Linked DNA regions of Homo sapiens: region 1 is linked to region 2. The links are chromatin contacts, found by Hi-C or POLR2A ChIA-PET in ENCODE. All regions are on one chromosome and are shown on one strand. The core of a region is the stretch at or near the end of the contact, and the rest is flanking DNA. Distances in the headings are between cores, read along the strand shown.

The links. A loop is a pair of places that touch in the nucleus more often than their neighbours do. ChIA-PET counts read pairs that join two places held with the same protein, here RNA polymerase II (POLR2A). Pooled maps may share reads with other maps.
Region 1: a loop to region 2 is called in a map of MCF 10A, with 20 times the contacts of the local background. The contact joins the enhancer-like site here to the promoter of KANK3 in region 2. A Hi-C loop is called at or near these places in 4 of 168 maps with a recorded cell type or tissue (CD4-positive, alpha-beta T cell, CD8-positive, alpha-beta T cell, MCF 10A and 1 more), 1 of 37 single-sample maps with no recorded cell type and 10 of 50 pooled maps. POLR2A ChIA-PET finds 5 or more read pairs at or near these places in 1 of 52 experiments (activated T-cell).

Annotation. Positions count from the first base shown.
Region 1 is chr19:9,074,407-9,077,717 of GRCh38, forward strand. No RefSeq gene overlaps it. Among named protein-coding and RNA genes, the nearest start is that of MUC16, 10 kb to the left of the region's middle. RefSeq lists an enhancer at 1-582. Within about 2 kb of position 1,330, at least 10 of the 41 ENCODE cell types and tissues checked have a DNase peak (open chromatin) inside an H3K27ac peak, as active enhancers do; they include mammary epithelial cell, where a contact is called at or near this core.
Region 2 is chr19:8,341,377-8,344,739 of GRCh38, forward strand. It overlaps KANK3 (KN motif and ankyrin repeat domains 3), which reads right to left and starts at 1,886. Exons shown (of 11, transcript NM_198471.3): 1 at 1,849-1,886. RefSeq lists an enhancer at 1,329-2,120.

The sequences.
Region 1 (3,311 bases), core at 80-2,579, 730 kb after region 2:
CAAAACACACCAACAAAGCAAAAGCAAGGAAGGCAGAAGCAGGGATTTTTTTTTTTTTTTTTTTTTTTTGAGACGGAGTCTTCCTCTGTCATCCAGGCTGGAGTGCAATGGTGCAATCTTGGCTCACCGCAACCTCCGCCTCCCGGGTTCAAGTGATTCTCGTGCCTCAGCCTTCCGAGCAGCTGAGATTATAGGCATGCACCCCCATGCCCGGCTAATTTTGTATTTTTTTTTAGTAGAGTCGGGGTTTCTCCATGTTGGTTAGGCTGGTCTCGAACTCCCAACCTCAGGTGAACTCCCGACCTCAGGTGATCCGGCTGCCTCGGCCTCCCAAAGTGCTGGGATTACAGGTGTGAGCCACCGCGCCCCAGCCAGAGGCAGGGATTTATTGAGAATGAAAGCACACTCCACAGTGTGGGAGTGGGCTGGAGCATAGGGGCTCAAAGTCCCCATTACAGAATTTTTCGGAGTTTAAATACCCTTTACTTGGGGTACGCCCTATGTAAATGGAGAGGATGAAGTAAGGTTACAGTCATTGACTTGGCTTCCGCCCTTCCTGCCATAGGTGAAGTGTGAATCGACCTTATATTCTTGGCCTCCAGACCTTGTTTTCCTGACTCAGTGACACTGATGGGAGTGTAGCAGTGAGGACAACCAGAGGTCACTATTGGGGCCATCTTGGTTTTGGTGGGTTTTGACTGGCTTCTTTTTGCAACCTGTTTTATCAGCAAGGTCTTTATGACCTGCATCTTGTGCTGACCTCCTATCTCATCCTGTGACTTAGAATGCCTTAATTGTCTGGGAACACAGCCCAGCAGGTCTTGGCCTTATTTTACCCAGCCCCTACACAAGATGGAGTCACTCTGGTTTAAACATCTCTGACAAAGGCATTCAGAGAGAAAGTCTGTCCATGTGAACATTGTCTCCTAAGCTTGCCGGGTGCTCCAATCACGGCCATGGGCAGGACGTGTGACAGCTGGTCTCCCCCTCCAAGACTCCCAGACTAGCAGGCAAATCTAACATTCCAGAAACCCTTAAATAGTTCATGAATGACACCTGAAATCTGCATTCTGCTGGGGGAGGCAGGGACGTGTCTTGGCCGTGGCTGGGAAGCAAGATTTTTAAAGCTCAGGCCTGAGCTGGAAGAAAAGACTGGAGGAAGAGGGGAGGGGATGGGCAGGATTCCAACTCTCCTGGGGGAGTTCCAGGCTGGGGCAACACCGGTTTTACTTTCTGAAGCGGAGGGAGGTCTCTGTCCATCTCCTGCTGACACCCACCCCACCTGGGCCTGGCTGCTACCCGAGGGTAATTATCTGCACCCAGCCATGCACCGCACCGCCGTTCCCACTGCCCATGACTCACTCGGCCCCCCTTGCGTTCTTTGTTCTTCGCCTCCTTCCCCCACCTCCCTGCAGGCTTCACACTTTGCAGGCCTAGGTCTTAGTCATCTCTGGGAACGGCTCCAATTTTCTTACAATGATAAGTAAATGGATCATTCTTTAGCTCGGCTAGAATGTCCCCATCTTTATTCTCAGAGCAATTCCTTGCACATAGCCGCATGCCCTCATCATAGGGATTTTGCCCTGGCTGCCACCTTGCCCTCCTTCTGGTTCCCTGTTTCATTTTCGAAGGTCTTTCTTCTTTGAGACAAGGTCTCACTCTGCCCCTAGGTGAAGGGCAGTGATGCGATCATAGTTTACTGTAGCCTCCAACTCCTGGGCCCAATCGATCCTCCAACCTTGGCCTCCTGAGTAGCTGGGACTGTAGGCACCCGGCTAATTTTTAAAAATTATTTTCAGAGACAGGGTCTTGGCCGGGTGCGGTGGCTCATGCCTGTAATCTCTGTACTTTAGGAGGCCGAGGTGGGTGGATCACCTGAGGTCCGGAGTTCCAGACCAGCCTGGCCAAAATGGTGAAACCCCGTCTATATTAAAAATACAAAAAAATTAGCCAGGCGTAGTGGTGCACGCTTGTAGTCTCAGCTACTCAGGAGACTGACGCAGGAGAATCACTTGAACCCAGGAGGTGGAGGTTGCAGTGAGCCGAAATTATGCCATTGCACTCCAGCCTGGGCGACAAGAACAAAACTCCATCTCAAAAACAAAACAAACAAACAAACAAAAAAACTCAAAAGAGACAGGTTCTTGCTGTGTTGCCCAGGCTGGTCTCGAACTCCTGACCTCAAGTGATCCTACTGCATTGGCCTCCCAAAATGCTGAGATGACAGTCGTGAGCCACCACACCTGGCCTCGTTTTGAAGGTCTTGAATCAAATAATTACCTTTTCCTTGAGGTATCTGGAATATATAGATAACATAACCGGTTAGGTCAGGGGTCGATCTTTAACCAGGCCCAGGGTGCGGTGCCGGGCTGTCTGCCTATGGATTTGATTTCTGCCATTTAGTTTTTACTTCTTCTTTCTTTGGAGGCAGAAATTGGGCATAATATGAGGGGTGGTGTCCTCCCTTACTATGATTGTGCCCCTGCACTCCAGCCTGGTCAACACAGCAAGACCCTGTCTCAAAAAGAAAAGGGATCTAACATCTTTTTAAATTTACTTATTTATTCTACCTGTAGACTCTTAACACTAGAATGTCAGGGATTTTTGCATGTTGGTTCATTCACTGATCCGTTGTATTCTCAGACCTGGGGCTTGTCAAGCATGCAGGCACTGAATGAACATCTGTTAAGGAAATGCCGAGTGAGCCAAGCATGGAATTTGTAAGGCTCTTGTGTCGTTTCGAACCCCGAGAGCAAGCCAACAAACAACATGAGCTGGTGTGGAGCAACACGCTGTTTTAATGTGCACCTGGGTGCAGACGGCTGAGGCCTAAAATGGCGTCAGCCCCAAGTGAGGACGGGGCAGGGGTTTTATAGTCTCCCGTAAACAGCAAGTGTCCCAGTCTGACGTAACTGCTACATGGTACCCGGATGGCCCGTCTCTTGATCTTCAGGGGCATGTGTCTTCCGGCCAGGGTAGATGTCTTCCAGCCAGGGTACGTGTCTTCCGGCCAGGGCAGGTGTCTTCCGGCCAAGGTAGCTGTCTTCCGGCCAGGGTAGATGTCTTCCGGCCAGGGTAGATGTCTTCCGGCCAGGGTAGGTGTCTTCCGGCCAGGGTAGATGTCTTCCGGCCAGGGTAGATGTCTTCCGGCCAGGGTACGTGTCTTCCGGCCAGGGTACATGTCTTCCGGCCATCTCTCTTCCTGCTTCTGCTATCTTGCTGGCGCATGCTGCTGGGGCAAGTAGCCTTGCACCTTGGGACTGGGCCTGAGAAGGGAGGAGTTATTCATCCCCCCAAGTTTATCCTCCCAA
Region 2 (3,363 bases), core at 636-3,135:
TCTACACCTGGCTAATTCAGGCTAATATTTTAAATTTTTTGGTTTTTTGTTTTAGATGGAGTCATGCTCTGTCGCCCAGGCTGGAGTGCAGTGGCACAATCTCAGCTCACTGCAATCTCCGCCTCCCGGGTTCAAGTGATTCTCCTGCCTCAGCCTCCCAAGCAGCTGGGATTACAGGTGTGCACCACCATGCCTGGCTAATTTTTGTATTTTTAGTAGAGACGGAGTTTCACCATGTTGGCCAGGCTGGTCTCAAACCAGGCGTGAGCCGTGCCCGGCCTAATTTTATTTTTTGTAGATACAGGTGTCTTGCTATATTGCCCAGGCTGGCCTCCAACTCCTGGGCTCAAGCAATCTTCCCAGTTCAGCCTCCCAGAGTGCTGGGATTACAAGCATGAGCTACTGCACCTGACCTTGACTTATTTTTTAAAATCCTAGCTAAATCCACTGAGGTTGGATTTCCTATGATCATTGTCCCTTCCCCTATTGTACAGATGGAGAAACTGAGACACAGAACAGTTTAGTGTCCTGCCTGGGTCCTGTCATAAACAGGCAGAGGCAGGTTTTAAACCCAGGCAGGTCTTCCAGAGTCCTTGCTTTGGCCACTACACTTGAATGCTTTCTTTTATTTTTATTTTTGAGACGGAGTCTCTGTCACCCAGGCTGGAGTGCAGTGGCAGGATCTCGGCTCACTGCAACCTCTGAGCCCAGGGTTCAAGCGACTCTCCTGCCTCAGCATCCTGAGTAGCTGGGATTACAGGCACTTGCCACCACAGCTGGCTAATTTTTGAATTTTTAGTAGAGACGGGTTTCATCATGTTGGTCAGTCTGGTCTCAAACTCCTGACCTCAAGAGATCAGCCCTACTTGACCTCCCAAAGTGCTGGGATAACAGGCATGAACCACCAAGGAGCCTCAGGGGGCTTGTCCCTCCCAGCCTACACCTGTGTCAGACTCTGATTGGGGGCGGAGGTGCCCACCACCTCTGCGGCTTCAGGGGCTGGGGCCTCACTAAGTGGGGCGTTTAGCTGCCTTCCCTCTCCTCCGCTCCCTGCCCTGACTGTCACAGCTAGATCCGGATTCTGTGCCTGAGACCCCCTCATTAGGCCGTCAGAGCCGACGCCACACGCCCCCTCTCCCGCCCCAGGGACTATTTTGGGACGCAGAGCTGTGATCACCAAACCGGAGTGGTGGGGGCCACGGCAGGCCAGTGAGGATCCCAGTCCTGGGGAGAGGGCGCCTTCCAGGAGGCCCTGAGTACTGGCAGCCCCTGATGTCTGCTGGGACTCTCAGACTCTTGAGGTGGGTGGGTGGGGGACCGGTGGCGGCAGGAAGGTGGGTGTTAAAGTCATCATCACCCGTCCACCCCCAGGTCGTCCTAGCCGCACAGAGACAGAGCAGTTTCCTACAGGAAGCGCCGCCGGGCGGTTCCATCCGCTACCCATTGTCTGCGGGTCCGGGGGCCGTGCGTCCCTCCCCAAAACACCATTTCCGTGACACGCTCCCACACCCAGCCCAGCGCGAGGGGCTGGCTGGGGTCCCCAGGCCGTCCCGGGAAAGGGTCCCAGGGCCGGTTGTGGCATTAGGGAGCGAACGAGCCCCGCAGTGAGCTCCCGAAGGGCGAGAGGGGGGCAAGCCCACGCCTCCAGAGCCCCCCACTCTGCTCGCTACCCACCTGGGACTTCCAATGTGGGAGGGGTCCCGGCCAGAGGACACGACGCCCGCCCCGTCGCAGCGGGCAGAGCCCTCAGTGGGGCTGGAAACGCAGCGCAGCGCCGGGTCCCGGTGCGTCCCCGAATCCACCCACCCAGGGGTCCCCCATCCGTGTCCCCGCAAGCTGGCAATTTACCTGAAGCCGCAGCCCCAGCCGCGCCCGCACCCGAGCCCGCCCCCTCGAAGTCCGGGGACTGATTATCAAGGCCTTCGCCCTAACTGACGGCCACGCCAGCCAACCAGCACCCGAGGCTCTCCAAGCCGCCCAGTGGGACGGTGGGGTGGGACAGGCAGGCGGGGCCTGGAATGTAGGGGTGGTGACTGAGGGCGGGCCCTGGAGTGACGGTCGCCGAGCGCTGGCTGGCGGCATTTCTGCACCAGCAGAGGTCAAGTCTCTGCCCAGCGCCGGGCCAAGGAGCTTGGATTTGATCCACAGGCACGAGGGAGCCATGGGAGAACTATGAGTAGAAGAGTAACCCGGTGGGATTTCTATAACTGGCACTTATTTCGCAGTGCCTGGGTGAAGTATCAGGTCCCGGATCTTCCCCACCGCAGGGCCTCTGCACATGCTGTTCCACCTACCTGAAATGCTTTCCCTTGCACCTGTACACGTAGGTACTTTTTGAGGCTCCCCTACTGTTTTTTGTTTTGTTTTGTTTTTGTTTTTTGAGACGGAGTCCCAGGCTGGAGTGCAGTGACACTCACTGCAACCTCCGCCTCCTGGGTTCAAGCAATTCTCCTGCCTCAGCCTCCCGAGTAGCTGGGATTACAGACACACACCACCACGTCCAGCTAATATTTGTATTTTTAGTAGAGATGGGGTTTCACCATGTTGGCCGGGCTGGTCTGGAACTCCTGACCTCAAGTGATCCGCCCGCCTCAGCCTCCCAAAGTGTTGGGATTACAGGCGTGAGCCACCGCGCCCGGCCTTCCCTACTTTCTGAGGTTCAGCTTTTGTGTTGCTGCCCCCTAAATTCCTGACATAGCCCCTCCCCAGTTAGTATTTTTCTCATCACTCTATTGTATTAACCTAATAGCTACTTTTACTATCTGGAAAAAAAAAAAAAAGCAGACTCTGTTATTGGCAGGCGCAGTGACTCACGCCTGTAAATCCAGTATTTAGGGAGGCATAGATGGGAGGATAGCTTGAGCCAGGAGTTGAGACCAGCCTGGGCAACATAGCAAGACCTAGTTCTCAAAACAAAAGAAAACAACAAAACAAAAAGACAAAAACGAAACACTCAGTTATTTATTTGGTTTATTTTTTAATTTAATTTAATTTTTTTTTAGACAGAGTCTCGCTCTGTCCCAGGCTGGAGTGCAGTGGTGCGATCTTGGCTCACTGCAACCTCTGCCTCCTGGGGTTCAAGCGATTCTCCTGCCTCAGCCTTCTAAGTAGCTGGGATTACAGGCGCACACCACCACGCCCAGCTAATTTTTGTATTTTTAGTAGAGACAGGGTTTCACCATGTTGCCCAGGCTGGTCTCGAACTCCTGACCTCAGGTGATCCGCCCACCTCAGCCTCCCAAAGTGCTGGGATTACAGGCGTGAGCCACCATGCCTGGCTGGTTATTTATTGGTTTACCTGCTTGCCATCTCACTAAAGTGTCGGCACCAAGGCCAGGTGGGGTGGCTCATGCCTGTAATCCT